2 separate regions of the Homo sapiens genome follow, and region 2 is linked to region 1. A link is a loop called in an ENCODE intact Hi-C map of the cell type or tissue named here. Cell type or tissue: IMR-90. All regions are shown on one strand.

What was found. Peaks named below come from ENCODE experiments on the same cell type or tissue, not always from the same donor. Only the 100,000 strongest peaks of a DNase experiment are listed, where the experiment ranks them.
Region 2: a loop joins it to region 1, with 2.3 times the contacts of the local background. A loop is called at or near these places in 3 of 110 quality-filtered maps.

Annotation. Positions count from the first base shown.
Region 1 is chr6:43,986,020-43,994,019 of GRCh38, forward strand. It overlaps LOC124901321 (a long non-coding RNA gene), which reads left to right and starts at 4,808. Exons shown (of 2, transcript XR_007059591.1): 1 at 4,808-4,849. RefSeq lists enhancers at 3,937-4,446, 7,898-8,000. In IMR-90, no CTCF peak of the experiment used is centred here; a DNase peak (open chromatin) is centred at 4,922; H3K27ac peaks cover 1,666 bases; H3K27me3 peaks cover 907 bases.
Region 2 is chr6:43,788,791-43,796,790 of GRCh38, forward strand. No RefSeq gene overlaps it. Among named protein-coding and RNA genes, the nearest start is that of VEGFA, 23 kb to the left of the region's middle. In IMR-90, no CTCF peak of the experiment used is centred here; no DNase peak of the experiment used is centred here.

The sequences.
Region 1 (8,000 bases):
TCAAGGCATATGGCTGAGGTAAGCTCAGCTGAAAGAAGACGGAGAGTCAATTGGCTGCCAGTGACACATCTAGTTGTGCCAGGCATGGGGCTCAGTTCATCCACAAAAAATCTTCCAAGAGGTGAAAGAAACCCCAGGCTTTCCTGATATTCGCTCTGAGAGGTGAAAATAAGTCTATATGAGTCTGAGCAGGGACTCAGCTCACCCTGATCCTGACAGGGCAGAAATGTGTCAGGAACTTGGAGAGGGCTGATGTGGGAGCCCTCAGCCATTAACCCTTCTCCTCTGGCCATTCTCAATGTTGCTTTGACAGTGAGTGCAGGCGGAGGGATAGCTCTCCCTTACTGACTGTGAGCATGCTGAGGAAGGGGCTGTGTGTTCCCCTCAGACTGGGGCTCCCTGAGGATGGGGCCAAGTCTCTCCTCAGACTGGGGTTCCCTAAGGATGGGGCTGCGTCTCCCCTCAGACTGGAGATCCCTGAGGACAGGCCATGTCTCCCTTCTGAGACTGAGGCTCCGTTTGCTCTCAGCCCCTAGGCTCTCCAGCTGTACTCCTGTCTCACGGAACAACCACCCAAGAGAACAGAGTGATAGGGTCTGCTGAGCAGAAGTGCACAGGGCAGGTTGCGGGTACTCCTGAGGAGGGACGTGCTGATAAAGGGTAATCTCCCTGAGCACTTGGCTCAGGATAGCAAAGGCTGCAATCAGAGGGTTCTGTTTCGAGCTTCCAGCCAACTGTCTCTATCAAGTGCCTGCTGTGTGCAAACCCACTGACAGGTACTTTGGGAGGACCAAGAGGACTTATGCATGGTGTTTGAGCTCTTGGGAGAGAGGCTGATGCCTGGTAGGGGATGCACAGACACTCAGGGCTCCTGGGAGAAGAAAGGGAGTGAGTTCCTCAGTCAGGCAGCCTTCTCAAAGGAGACCCTGTTAGGGTCCAGTTTAGGGCAGCGGTCAGTGGCTTTGGAGCTTTGGGCCTGGGGGAGCTCCTGAAGACCCTTTTCCCATCCTGCCACCTCTCCCCCTCCCATGCTTATCTGGCAACCTTGCTCCATGTTTTCCCTGGAACATGTTCTTCCTGCTCCCCTCAGCCCCTACTCAAGGTTAAGCCCTCTCTTTTGCTTCTGCCCAGCAAGTCCAAGGCTGGGTACTAGGGCGCAGGGGAAGGAGCTTGCTCAAGAGCCCGTGGAGGGCCCCTTGGGAGCCACCTCCTGGCTCCTGAGCCTAGGAGTGTCTAGGAGCATCTTACAAGAAGTGTAGATGATGAGGTGTTCTAGAGAAGGAAGGGGGAGCCCAGGAGGAAGCTGTCTCTTCCATCTTCTGCCTCCATGCCCAAATCCTTTAGAGGGAGCAGGTTCTGTAACCCATCCAGCAGTGGGCTCTCACCAAATTGTTCCATTTCCTCTCCCCTCTTAGTAAGGTGAAACCAACTCATTCTCTTCTCAGCCCTGCCCTGGGTTCTGGAGCAATGAGGAACTGGGGATCCTCAGTTGGGGCTCCCCACTCAGCCCAGCAGGGCAGAATGGGCCCTGAGGGGCAATGATGATAGGGAAGGTGAATGTGACCCATCCTCACAGATCCCCAGTCCAAGGGGAGACGCAGCCCCATCCTCAGGGAGCCCCAGTCTGAGGGGAGACACAGACCCATCCTCAGTGAGCCTCAGTCTGAGGGAGACACAGCCCTGTTCTCATGGGGCCCCAGACTGAGGGGAGACTCAGCTCTGCCCCTTCAGGGCTGGTCTGACTTGACCTTCAACGTCTCAATCCCTATTCAGGGAGTGATGACCAAGAGGTCACCTGAGCCACCTCCTGTCTTAAGTCAGGGTCCTTTCACTCACCCCATGAACTGAGGACAGAACAGGCATGGGACAGGAAGGAGGCCTAGAGACCCCTGATCTAACTGGCCACTGCTTGGCAGGCCCCTTTGTTGTCACCTGTGGGTCCCCAGACTCTCCCAACATCCTGCGAAATAGCATTTCTCTCCATTTAGGAGTGACCCCCGGGAATGGCCTTGCCCTGTCCCGTCAACCCCTTCCCTTGCCCCAGACACTGATAGTGGCTGAAAAGCAGGCCCATGGGGTGAGGGAGTAAGGGAATCCTGATAAGCTGACCTTCCTCAGCTCCTGTTTTGGCTGAGGCAGGCTGGTGGGCTGTTTGGTCTGGTGGGCCCATGGTGGAGAGGGTCCCCTGTGAGGTAGGGGGTCGCAGGCTCAAGGTCTCACTGGGTTGAGACAGCCCATACCTTGACAGGAAGGCCAGGCATGAGAGCCCTGCTGAGGTTCCTTCCGCCAGGACATGGCCCCTCTCTGGCCCATCAGGACATCCACCTCACTCCATGGTCACCACCCCAGGAGATAAGGGGCTCCCCTGAGCCTCCCTCACAGCTTCTAGCACCCCACAGGGTCCCTCGGGTCCCCGTCACTCTCCTGTCCAGAAACCTTGCCCCAGCAAGGAAAAGAGGAGAAGGTAAGAGTTGCGTCCCCACAGGAAACTGAGGCACAGAGACTGGCAGAGACCTCCCCAAACCCCATCTGCCCACTCCTCAATGGTAGTGTGGTAGAGTGATAAAAATCTGGGGGACCGATTGGGGGAATTGAACATGAGCTGCATATTAGATATTGCAAACTGTTTTGTTCAATGTAAGAATGGCATGCTGGTTTATATAGAAAATTTGGTTTATTTTTTAGAGATGCATTCTTAAATGAGTAGAGGTGACATGCTATATGTCTATAATTTACTTTTTAATATTTCAGCACAGAAAAGATGAAGCAAATCTGGCAAACAAAATGTTCATTATGCTATTCTGGTAATCGGTACTTGTAGTTTCGTTGTACTGCTCTCTCCATTTGTCTGAATGTTTAAAATTTCTCATTAAAAAAAGACAAATGCTGTTCTAACCTAGGTTTGAATACCAATTCGACTTCTTTGCTGTGTGACCTTAGGCAAGTCACTTAACCTCTCTGGGCCCCATTCTCTTTAAACACCACTGTTGTGATGTTTAAACACAGTAATGGATGGGGTGCACTAGTACAGTGCCTCAGACATAGTAAGTGCTCAGTTAAAAATGGTTGTTTTTTGTAGCCTGGGAAAGTAGCTCATGTCTGTAATCCCAGCACTTTAGGAAGCCAAGGCAGGAGGATCTCTTGAAGCCAGGAGTTTGAGATCAGCCTAGGCAACATAGCAAGACCCCATTTCTACAAAAGATAAAAAATTAAAATAATAGAAAAGGGTCATTATTTGTGAAATGAATGGAAAAGGTGTCTGTGCCTGTGTGTGTGTGTGTGTGTGTGTGTGTGTGTGTGTGTGTGTGTGTTAGAAGGAGTGTCTTCTCAAACTCTCAGCCTCAGTTTCTCAGCCCTCAGGAAGCAGTAGTTAATTACTTGGGTCAACAGCCACACCCTCAGTCCCTACTCCATGTCACGGGCTGTGATGGGTGCTGGCAAAGGGGAAGGATTTGGGGTGCAGGGCCCCTCTTCACAGGACCAGTGGACACTGGTTCCTTAGAAGGAACACTGAAGTTAGTGGAGCCCCTCCTCATTTTGCATCCAGCCTAGGAACAGAGCAACTCCGTCTGGCCACGTGCAGTCGCCAGCTTTGGGGACAGGCAGAGCTGAGGGGCTGCCCCCTCAACACCCCACACAAAGGAGCAGAGCAGTGAAAGCCCCGTCCCGAGGACAAGGGCAGTGGGGCATGTGCCGGTAACGGGAGAAGGCCAGCCCTTTCTTATTTTGGGAGGCAGGAGGCAGCAGGTGGCTGGCTGGTGCTGGGACATGTGAACCCTCCTGTCGGGGGCCATGTGGTCAGCAGCAGGGCAGCCTGGCAGTGCCGGGCTCAGCCTAGGCCCCACATGAGCCCATCAGCCAGACACATTTGTGGCCACAGAGGGAGGGAGATCCAGTTTCTCCACAAGGGCATCCTCTGTAGCACAGCTTGGAAGTGGGGGAAAGGACACCTGGCACCTGCCCCACCCCCATATTCCCCAAGGAAGCTGACTCCAGGGACCTGAGTGTTCGGAGGAGCTCCCAGTCTGAGTGGGGAGATGCAATCTTTATACCCCAGGAGTTTCTAATCCATGAGAGACACAGCCTCTGCCCTGAGGCAGCCCTCAGTCTGAGGGAGAAAACACAGACCTGGCATCAGAGAGCTCCAAATCTGAGTGGAGAGGCCCATTCTGAGGAGGGGGTTGGCCACAGTGAGGGCATGGGGGCTGCAGGGGCTGGAGCACTCCATTAGGGCTGGTGGAAGCCACAATGTTGCAGGTTCCTGCGGGAGCCAAGTTATTTTGGGTGGGCAGGAGGAGCAGGCGACTTTCCAGATTAAAATAGCTTTCCCTGGGTGTCATTCCTGAGACGTGTTCAGATCCCAGCAGCATGCTCGTCACACGGTTATGTTCCTCCTGTCCCTCCCAGTCGGGTGGGCAGGGCCAGGTTGGCAGTCCTGCCCAGGCTGGAGGAGGTAGGAAAGTAGAGATGAGCCTTGCTTCCTAATCAGGGCAGCACGGAAATGTGAATCCAGTCTCCGGGGCCACTGAAAGCTGCCCACCACTTGCCCAACTCCTTCTAAAGGGCCTGCAGTTCTAGGAACAGGACACAGTCTGAGCACTGCACGGTAGCGCTCACCCCCTCTTTCCCCTTCGCCATTCCTGCAGCTCTTGCCTTCTTCCATGGGCCACCAGCTCCAGCTATCTCTGATCCCTGTCCCCCATGAACTCTCTGCCTTTCCTGCCCTCCCCCACCCACCACACAGAGGAATCCAGATGCCTTGCACACGTGACTCCTCTGAGCTGGGCAGAGGACCCTGGCCAGGCCCAGACAACATAAATACATCCTGAGAGTTTACATTGTGTGGGCCGTGAGTACACAGCAGTCGGCCGGCTGCTGCCCCTGTTTACCCCTGTTTATTCCCTGGGGGTTCATGGACAGGGCGCCACCATAGGAGGAGGGTGGAGGGAATCCTTGGGTGGCTGCAGCTGTGTGGATGTCAACGTACTAAGAACCCCAGGAAAGCTTGTAGGCCTCACAGGCCACTCCCTCCTACCACGTCCCAGCTGCCCTCCCTGTTCCAATGAAGATGCCGTGATGCACGTGGGAGTCTGAGTACAGAGTGGCCTCCCTGAGTCTGTGGTTGGGGGGCCCCCTGGCCGTCCTTCCCCTTGGCCCTCAGCCCTGCCCCAGGAACCCAGCTCAAGCTTTCGTGGATTTTCTGAGGTCAGGCCAAGCTGGGCCTGGCTTGGGTTAATCATTATTCATGCTGTCTCTGGAACTTTTCCAGGATGTTTTCATTTTCTGAGCACTTCTGATCTCTCAGCATCTTCCCCACTGGCTCTGAAAAGCAAATTCTGCTGGGATTGTCCATTGTGTGCATGGGAAGGTTGAGGCCCAAAGGGTATGCCGGTCCTGAGTTCCACCATAGCTGTCTGCGGTGCTTGCGTTCAAAATCAGTGAGAAGCCAGCAGAGATGACTGCCTCATAGTGACCCTGCACAGAGATCCACTTTACAGATGAGAAACTGAGGCTCAAAGTGGTTCAGTGACTTGCCCACGGTTACTCAGCTGGTGAAGTCGCCATTCAAACTCAGCTCTGTCTGGCTCTAACTTCCCTGCATGGTCCTTCCCACCCACAGCCCACCTCTTACCCAGAGAGCTCAGATGAGCAGGCAGGGAGACAAGACGGTTTTCCAAAAGCTCCACCCTTCCCTAAGATATTTCTATTGGAAAGCCAGAGTGCATTCATTCCTGTGAATTCTTTCTCATTGGTAGTGTAAACTCCTGTGCCAAAAATTGGTGGGGTCGGGGGCGGCGGGGGCGGGGGGAGAGACTAATAATAATAATAATAAAAATAACAAAAGCTAATGTTTATTGAGCACTTGCTGTATGCATGCTTCTAGTCTAAGTGCTATATAGTAAATACAATATCTCACGGAATCCTCACTACAACTCTGTAAGACATGATATTATTCAGTCCTGTTTACAGCTGAGAAGACTGAGGCACAAAGAGGTATGGTGACTTGTCCAAGGTCAGGTATCAGAGCCACGATTGGAACCCAGAGCCACTGTGCTGTGTGTAGGAGATCTGGGTGATGACTGACTTCGCAGAGTAGTTTAAATAGCATGGTTGTGCACAGAGGCACACACACACAGCAAATAGTGAGGGACAGGTGAAGCTGAGCCACGGTGTCTGGGAGTAACGTGAGTAGTGCAGGGTGGATTAGGGAAGGGTTCCTGGTGGAGATGGGATGTGTGGCAGGGCTTAAAGGATGTGAGAGATATAGACCATGCCCAACAGTGTGGGGGCCTGGGGCAGGATTATCCACAAAGAGTCACCCACGTGACCTGAACATAGTAGGTGTTGAGTAACTGTTATTGGATGATTGGTGATAGCAACATGGTGGTTGTGATGGAAGTAGCAACAGAGGAGGGAGTGGTCTGATGGTGCTGGTGGCAATGGTAGCTATGTCAGTGCTGGAGGAAGTAGCGATGATGGTGTGACAGTGGAGGTGTTAGGTGGTGTTGGTGATGAAGATGGGAATGGAATTAGCAATAAAGGCAAGAACAAAGACACCTTTTACTTTACCAACCTGTACAATCCTTTGCAGCAGACACCAGCCTCACACATTCTTAATCCTCACAGCTACCTTCAGGTGGTATCCTCATTTTACAAACGATGACACTGAACCACAAGCAAGTCAAATCCTGCTTGTGCAAGGTCACAAGGCCAGTAAGTAGCAGAAACCCGATTGGCTCAGGCTCTCTGCCTTCAGGGCCAGTGGCTCTCAGCTTCCTCCCCACTCAGAGGGAGGGCAGTGTCATGATGCCATGGGTGGGTATCAAGGCGAGGGCATTCTGCACTCCCAACACAGCAGGCTCAGCTGTGCTCTGTTTGGAGGAGTGGGGTGGAGCAAGACTGAGTGAGAGCAAATGCAGTTCTAATCCTGGCCCCACCACCCATGTGCTGTGTGACCTTCTCTGGGCAGTGGCCAAGGTAGATGCCAGCTGCCAGGTGACAGCAGGCCTGCCGGGCAGAGCCAGTGGAGCCTGGCAGGAGCCACACACACCAAGGGGATGAAGTCAGGGGTGAGAAATAATCTTGGAGTCAGAGGAAGGCTTGCTCTGGGTGACATTCCTGGAAAGTTCTGCTCTGATTGGCTTGAGATTGGGGCTTCTGCATAGGCCTTTCCAGTCAAGAACAAGTTTATTAATAAACCCTGTGTCTGCCCCCTGCCCTCACCCTGGGGAAAAGGCAGGGCTTCCTGGGGCTCCTGGGGTGGTGAGTTCCATTGAGGGGGGACAGGGATTGAGCCCTTTAATGGGGTGCAAATGCCCTGCAGCTCCCAGATGACATGCTTCTGCCATAGACTCAGGGGCTTAGGAGAAATGCCAACAGGAGTGGGTGGCATGCATGTGAGCACATGGGTGTGCAAGCATGCATGAATGACTGTACGCATAGCGAGGTGTGTACACATGAGTTCCTGAACAAGGTTATCAGGTTATCACGGTAATAATAGACTCCTGGGGGCTCCTGGGTGTATGGGTATATATGGATTGGCCTGTAAGAATGTAAACCTACGCTAGGTGTGGTGGCTCACAGCTGTAATCCCAGCACTTTGGGTGGTCAAAGCAGGAGGATCTCTTGAGTTCAGGAGTTCAAGACCAGCCTGGGCAACATAGTAAGACTCCCTTCTCTACAAAAAAAAAAAAAAAAAATTGTTAAATTAGCCAGGCATGATGACACATGACTGTGTTCTCAGCCACTCAGGAGGCTGAGGCCGGAGGATCACTTGAGTCCAGAAGGTCAAGCCTACAGTGAACTAAGATTGTGCCACTGCACTCCATCCTGGGTGACAGAGTGAGACCCTGTCTCTAAAAAATAAAAATTAAGAGTGTAAACCTGTGTCTCAGCTGCTGGTGAGTGTATTCTTCATGTGCCCTTGTGAGCACCTAGGTGATGTGTGGGCGGCTGTGGGAGGAGGACTGAGTCTGAGGGTTGCCAAGGCCCTCCCAGGC
Region 2 (8,000 bases), 200 kb before region 1:
TACCCAACAGAAATATAGTGTGAGCCACTTATGGAGTTTAAAATTTTCCAGGCACCAGAGTTCGAAAGCTATAAAAAGGTAAAATTAATTTTAATAATTTATTTTAGCTCCAACATATCTAGAATATCACTTCAGGATCTAATCAATGGAAACATTATTAATGAGTTTTTTTTTTTTTTTTTTTTTTTTTTTTTTTTTTTTTGAGATGGAGTCTTGCTCTGTCACCCAGGCTGGAATGCAGTGGTGCAATCTTAGCTCACTGCAAGCTCTGCCTCCTGGGTTCAAGTGATTCTCCTGCCTGAACCTTCCGAGTAGCTGGGACTATGGGCGCACACAAACACGTCTGGCTAATTTTTGTATTTTTAGTAGAAATGGGGGTTTCACCATATTGGTCAGGCTGGTCTTGAACTCCTGACCTAAGATGATCCACCTGCCTCGGCCTCCCAAAGTGCTGGGATTACAGGCATGAGCCACTGCGCCCAGCCTATTAATGAGAAATTGTATACTCTTTTGGTACTAAGTCTTTGCGTCTGTCCAAGGGCAGAAATTGGGTGTAAAGAAAAAATAAATCTTTGAATCTGGTGGGTGTTTTATATTTATCGCATGTCTCAATTAGTTGTAGCCACGTTTCGAGTGCTTAATATACACATGGCTAGTGGCTACCATTTCAGACAGAATAGCTTTAAAATGTACTCCCCCCTTTGTTTGTCTCCCCCAACTAGAATGCAAGCTCCATGAAGGAAGAGATTTTTGTCTGTTTTGTTCAATGTATCTCCAGCTCCTGGAACACAGTACATGCTCAATAAACATTTGTTAAATGACTGACATTGTTGAAACTGAGGCCTGGACCTGAAGGTTTCATCCCAAGACTACGGAGGTGAGTACAGGATTTCTACAGAGGTGCCAGGAGTTGTTGGTGAGGGTTAGCTGGACAGGTGGGGACTTAAGTGGGGATTGTCTAGAAGAAGTGAACTCAAAGTCAGCTGGTAGGGATTACAGCAGAGGCCTCTTTGTCAGTGCCAGTACCGTCTCCTCTTAGCCACCCTGGGGATGGGGCTCATTATTATTGCTTGGCAGATGAGAAGCAGGAGGCTCAGAGAAGGTAAATAACTTGCCCGAATTTACACGCAGCCAGTAAATGGCCAAGCCAGAATTTAAACCAGCTTTTCTGACTCCAAATCTAGTGCTCTTTTTACCACACCACAGCTGCCTCAGGCTAGGGCAGGACATCAACAAATAAAAATGAATCGTCTAGACTCAATACAAACAGGGAAGAAGAAAAGTGGGACAGGGGGAGGATGTAGTGCTGGCCAAACCCAGGGCTGAAATCCAGACTTCCCCAAGTGTGGTAAGGCAAGGCAAGGCAAGCAAGAGATGTCTCCAGGGGCTGGGGCTCGTCAGTGGAAGATCGGAAACCTAAGCATGCAAGAGATTGCAACACACGGCCTTAGATGAGAGAAACAGCCTTGAAACAGACCACGGAGAAAAGAAGGAGAACATGAAAATGCCACCTCCCCCAGTTGTATAAGACCTGCCCAGATACCCCCCTGGAGCCATTCCCAAGGATCTCTCCAGACCTAAGCAAGTCCCAGGGCCTACCCTGCCTTCCCAGATCATCTCCTCTCTGTGGGACTCACACCGCCTGGTCTAGCCACTGTTTCCTCTGGAGCTACCCAGTGCTCCTTCTCCTCTGTCTAGCCTGAGACTCTCCCTTCTCCAAGGAGCTGCCCATCCTGCTCCCGGCCCTGAAAGGCCTTTAGAGAGCCTGCTGGCCCACTCTCCTCCCTCCCACAAGAACTGAAAGGCTGACGGGTGGATCCATACAAAACTTGGTGATTCTGGATCAATTTCGTGTGTTAGGATCATTGTGGTGGCCAGTGTGCAAACATGGCTGTCAACAGTTCTTTCCATCCCTGTGCCCACGTGCTTTGCCCCCCAAGAAGTAGAGTCTATTTTTCCTCTTTTTGAATCTGGGCCGGCTTTATGACTTGCTTTGAATAAAAATGCAACACAAGAGAGATATTCTGGGACTTTCAGGTCTAGGCATTGTAGTGTCAATTTTTGTCCTCTTGTAAGGCAGCTGCCAGGCTATAACTGTCCAAATACTCTACTGGAGAGAGAGACTGTGGAGAGACAGAGAGAGATAGGGGAAGAGAAACAGAGAGATAGAGGAAGAGAGAGACAGAGATGGAGAGAGAGAGAGAGGCTCAGCCAACTCCCAGCTGTTCCAACCACCTGAAGCTGAGGCACCAGACATGTGAGTGAAGTCACTTTGGATTCCCTAGCGCCAGGTGAGCCACTCTAGCCAACAACACATAAAGTAGAGAGAAGCCATCCCTGCCCCAGTTTAGTGAGTTGTAAGCAAATGTATGCACTGTGTTGTTTAAAGCTACTAAGTTTTGGGGTGGTTATTATTCCTCAATAATAACTGAGCCATCTAACAAAACAGTCATTTCCTTGGCATTAGGGTGTTTGTCCCTTCCCATCCATAAGGTTTAACTGGTATTCATGAAGTGGATGGAGGGATGTTCAAGGAAAGAAGGGTGTGTTTATAAGGGAATCAGAGACCAGGCATCTGCCATGGTGGTAAGTTTGGTGAGAAGTCAGGGTAAGGGCTGACCCAGGCAGGACAAAATATTGTCCTAATTTCTAGAGTGAGGAGAGTGACTTGGTTGTACTGGAGTCTTACCAAGAGAAAGTGGGCCTCACCTACAGCATGGGGGATAGAGGATAGAGGATGAGAAGAACTGCCAGAGAGCACAGCATGAGGGATTTGGAGGAAAAGACTGTGGAATCCTTTTCTTCCCTTCTTCCTTCCATCCTCCAGCGTTTATGGAATACCAGCCATATGTACTATGCCCTGGTGCAGGGATGGTCTCTCATTTACTAGGAGGGGCTTTAGCATGAGCCAGCCTAGAGGTGGGGGATGGATGGGCTGACCCTTGGAAGGCTCCATCAGGTTGGCTTCAGAGTTGCTGGGAGAGAGATAATTCAGCTACATCCGCAGGACATTGTCCATTAGGACATGGGACTAGGGGAGGGCAGGGAAGGAATCAGTAAATATTTATAATCTGCCTAGAAAAGGAAAATGCAAGGCAAAGACAGGGCTTGACTGAGCATCTGCTGAGAAGGAACAGAAGGGGTGACGTGGAAGGGGAAGAGCTAGAACCCAGGGAGCAGTGAGTCAGAGGAAAGGGCCCACTAGGCACAGGTGCCTATGGTGCAAGGCTGGGCTTGAGTCTCCCAGGACAAGAGGGGGCCGGGATCTGACAAAGATTTTCAAAGGCTGCGTTTGCCTTTGGGGAGTTAGTCTCTCTATGAGGGAAGTGCAAGTACTGCTCCCAGGGAGCTCCCAGTCTCAAGGAGGATTGACATGGCCCTGGCCCTCAGGATGCTCCCGGTCCTTACAGAGTATCTAATCTGAGGGAGGAGACAGAGCTTCTGCCATCAGACATTTCTTTGGATACTAGTTTCGGGAAGGCACCACCCTGCCACCATTTGGCTGTTGCACTGTTCGGAGTCACCGGATGCTGGTACCCCATCCTTCCCTCCACTCTCGGTGCGCATTCACAATGCTCACAGGGCTTCTCTTGTGTTTGTCATCAGCCATGCGTGGCTCACCAGCCTGGGCCCTGATTTTCTCCACACATCCCCTGACGGTCCCTGGGTCTGGCTCCAAGTGGAGCAGATGCTAGCACATGTCCCTTTCCTGGGCTTCTCCTGTCTCCTCTCCTGGAGAGGCCTGAGAACCCTGTTCATCAGCTCCTCAGACTTCCTGCAGGAAGACTGTTCCCCTACTCCCTGTCTGTAGCTCATCCAGCTGTCCTGGGGCTGGAAGCTTCTGAGGAGGTGATGCCCTGTGAGGCCCGGCCATAGGGACCTCTCTTTGGATGCCTCTGCAGAGCCTAATCTGGGCCGCCCTAAGTCCCATCAAGACTTCTGACAGATCTAGATTGGAATCCTGGGTCTGCCACTGGAGAAATTACTTGCCTGCACCTCAACTTTCTCATCTAAAATGGGCACAGTAACACCTACATGATGGAGTTTGAGGGCCTGAAGTGACATTGACATGTAAAAGTACCTCATGAAGTGACTGGTACATAGGATGTCCTAAAAAAAAAAGTCATTATCATCTTGTTGTTATTCTAGTCTCCATGCCAATGCTTTTTCCTCTCTGAGTGCCCCCTTTAGTACATTTTGGTTGTTTGTGGGGCTTTTTTCCCACTTTTTAAAAAAACCTGAAATGGTCTGGCTGGATTTTATAACCATTTTTGCAAGCATGCATCCTTACTCTCCTGCTGAGGAGTGAGGCACGCCAGGGCAGGTTCAGCCCTGGAGCCCAGCAGTGAGAGAAAGGGATTGGACTGAAGGGAAAAGAGGGTGTGGAGAGCCCTTCCTGGTAGGGATGATGCCCTGTGGCTTTGAACCCAGGACCAGGTACAAGGTGGGCTTGCATGAGTATTTGTAGAATTAATGAACAAATGAACAGGAGCAGAATGCATGGCCAATCTTCTCTTAGGTCCCCCAAACACACTGGGAACCTCCAGTCTGATGGAGGAGGCCGGATGTCCACCCTTATACACACAGCTGTGCTCTGGGCAAGAAATGCTGAGGCTGGGCAGGGCTGCTTGGGCCAGGCTGCAGTGGACGGATGCCCCCAGGGCTGTCTTCAGAAGCTCCCTCAAGGTGGAAACCTGTCTGTTCCAGGATGTTTAGGTGAAATGATTTGTGGTATAGGTATGGAAGGGCCTCTGGGACCCAGGCAGGGGAGAAGCCCTTCCCTGGGACTTTGGAGAGCTGGGAGCTGCCATCTCCTGGGGAGGCCACAAGAGGATGTCTTCTGGGGAAATATTCAGGGAGGGTGTTTGCTTTTGGCTCCCAAAGGCATCTCCACCCCCACCCCAGGTCTCCCCTACTTCACTCCCCAGGGTTCCCTCCCAGCTGCTCTCCTGGCCAGCCTGAGATAGAGAGAGGATGGCAGGGCTTGCTGGGCCCCTGAGGCTGGGACTGGTGGGGAAGGTCTGGCCCCAGCAGATGCCCTCCTGAGGCGTCCTCGCTTCTGGAGCGAGACTCCTACTATAGATCTTCTTTCACACGGGTACATCCACACGGGCTCGCACACACACAAGTGTGACAGGGGTCACTATTGCCAGTCACGGGGCAGCCGCCTGGTTGGGTAAGGGTTCCTAGGGGCTGGGTGAGGCCCAGCTGGGGGAGCCAGCATCTCGGGACGAGCCCCCATGGGGCTGGGGGTTGGGGGCTGACCTGGCTGCGGTCCCATGACCCAGAGCTGCCCTCTGGGAACTGCTGACTGTTCAGCAATAAACACCTCATGGCTATTAATAGTCTTCTGTGTGGCAGCCCAGAATTGATAACACTGGGTCACTTCTGGCCTGGCCCAGCCTGACTGCCTGGGTTCAAATCCTGGCTGCAATTTCTGAGCCCCGAGGTCCAAAACCCAAACCCCAAACACAGCCCCAGCTCCGACAGCTTCTCAGCTATGTTTAGGACAATTACCTTTCTGCATCTCACTTGCCATCTCTGAAACAGGCACCATGATATCTATTTCACAGTGTTTCGTGTACATATGATCATGTCATCCTCCCCACACCAGACATTGGCAGTAGTGTCCCCATACTAGAGCTGAGAGTGCTGGTGCTCAGGGAAATGCAGATGGTTATAGGAGGATGACTGGCATGCAATAAGGGCCCGATAAAGGTTAGCTATTGTCGTCGTGATTTGGCACAAGGATGTAGGAAGAGAGGATTTGAAATCGGACAGAGCTGAGCTCTACTTTTGACATCAGTAGAGTTTTCTAGCTCTGTGACCTTGGGCAAGTTGCTGGATCTCTCTGGGGCTCATTGTCTTGCTCTGTAAAATGGACATGGCAACACCTACCTCCCAGGTGTTGATGTGGATTATATTAGACAATGAACACACAGTGATTGCCACTTAAAAGGGAAGGAGGGAAGAAGAGACCTGGAGTGAGGGGAAGAGTTCAGCTGGATGCTGGTAAAACCCACCCCCAGTCCCCTCTTAAGGGGCTCAATAAATATGGTACTTGTAGAATGAATGAATAAATGAACATTAGTCACCTCACCCTGTCAGGGTCCCCAAGAGCAGGGACAAATTCTCTCTGATTAGCCCGTGTGCTCCCTGATGGTGAGGGTATGACCTTGGGCCTTCTCCCTTGGGGAGAAAGGGATCTACGGATCCCTTTAGATGAACCATCTAAAATGCCGAGCCTTTTTGGGGATGGTTCATTCTCTTGGTGTGGCAACAGCCAGTGCAGAAACCCACAAGGAAAAATGGAAACAACTTTTCCTTTCCTTCTCGTAATGAGGTGCAGGCAGGGCACAGGGCCCTAAGCCCTGGGCACAGAGTCTCAGGCCTACAATTAATCCCTTCCCAGGATGTGGCCCCAGGCTCGGCTCCTGGCTGCATCCCCAGCATTGCTCTGTGCCCCACTCCCCAAGTCCTAGTGCTTACCCCCCATTCTGGGGACTGGGGAAGGGTACATTTTGCTGGCAAAGATTATGGGAGCCCAGGGAATGCCTTCTTGTTGAGGCCAGCGGGGCTCATCCCCTTTCCTTGTGACTGTGGTGACCCCAGCCACACCCTTGACACTGCCTAAGTCTCTGGCAGCCATAGTAAAAACCCAAATGGTGGTGCTGGTGGTGGGTGGAGGGCACGCAGTGGGGAAAGGGGGCAGAAGAGACATGGGGGTGAGGGGAAGGGCTCAGCTCGATGCTGGTAAAACCCTCCTCCAGGCCCCATGACTTCGGAGAAACTGCCTCTCTCCCACCCCGGCCCCCAGATGCCAGTGGTGTGCCGGCCGTTGGCGTTTGCTTCACAGGAAGTGTCCCTGGAGTCTTGCTTATCTTGAATGGGTGGCTGCTGGGAGGGGGCAAAGGAAGCCATTTCTTCCCTCGCCCACCATTACATGTCCACTCCAAAGGCTATCTCTTGCATCCCAGACCATCCTCTCTCCCTCTCTGAAGGTGGGAAGGAGGTATCCATGATCTGAGGACTACCTTCTAGGGGATGGGGGGTCCCAGAGCCCCTCATCTCTGTCTCACCCTCACCCTGGGTCAATACCAGGTACCTGGACATGAAGCTCTTCCTCAGTTTCTCCTGCTGTCTGTTAGTCCTGCATGGGCCTCAGGCCTCTCTGGTCAGCTGGCCTTCTGGGTCTGAGGAGGGAAGATCCTAGAAGTAAGTTGTCAGATGCAGCAAATAAAAACACGAGGTGCCCCATTAAATTTTCATTGTTTGTGTGAAATTCAAATTTAACTGGGCATCCCGTACTTTGTCTGGCAACCCTGCCTGGATGGAGTGGCTGGACCTCCCTCTTGCGAGTTCTCAGTTGCTTTGCTGCTCCCCTTCCTCCTCCCCAGCCTTCTCACTGCTTTGCTGCTGAGGTATCCAGTGTAGACATTGTGTGTGGGCCCTCGTTCTGGATTTGTCCTCACTTTCTGCCTGCAGCAGAGATCTGAAACAAATTAGGAGCTCTCTGAGGGCACAGGCAGTGTCTCCCCCATCAGACTGGGAGCCTCCTTTGGATTGAGTCCATGTGACCTTGTAGCCAGGCCACTCCCCTTTCTCCTTTTCATCGTGCTCTGGAGGACCTGGCGCTGACCCTCAAGGCTGACCTTTTCCACAGGCTTAGCATAGCCTTCACTGCTGCTACCTGCAGAAGCTCTGAGAGAGCCTCAGTAAACATCCGTCTCCTCCTCCCTGATGACCTGCCGGTGGGAATTCTCTTCCCCAGTCCTCATTCTGCAGGCAGCTATCTCCGAGTCCCTCAGGCTCTGGAAACTTCCAGTGGAAACAATTCTCTGGGAGCCAAGACCCCAGAGCTCTGGCTGGGGCTCTGTCACCAACCAGCCCTGTGACCTCAGGCAGCTCTTGGTTGTTCTCTGGGCCTCAGTGTCCCTACCTGTACAATGGCACTATATCTAGCTTGCTGACCTTGGGGTAGGGTTTCCAAAATGCACATT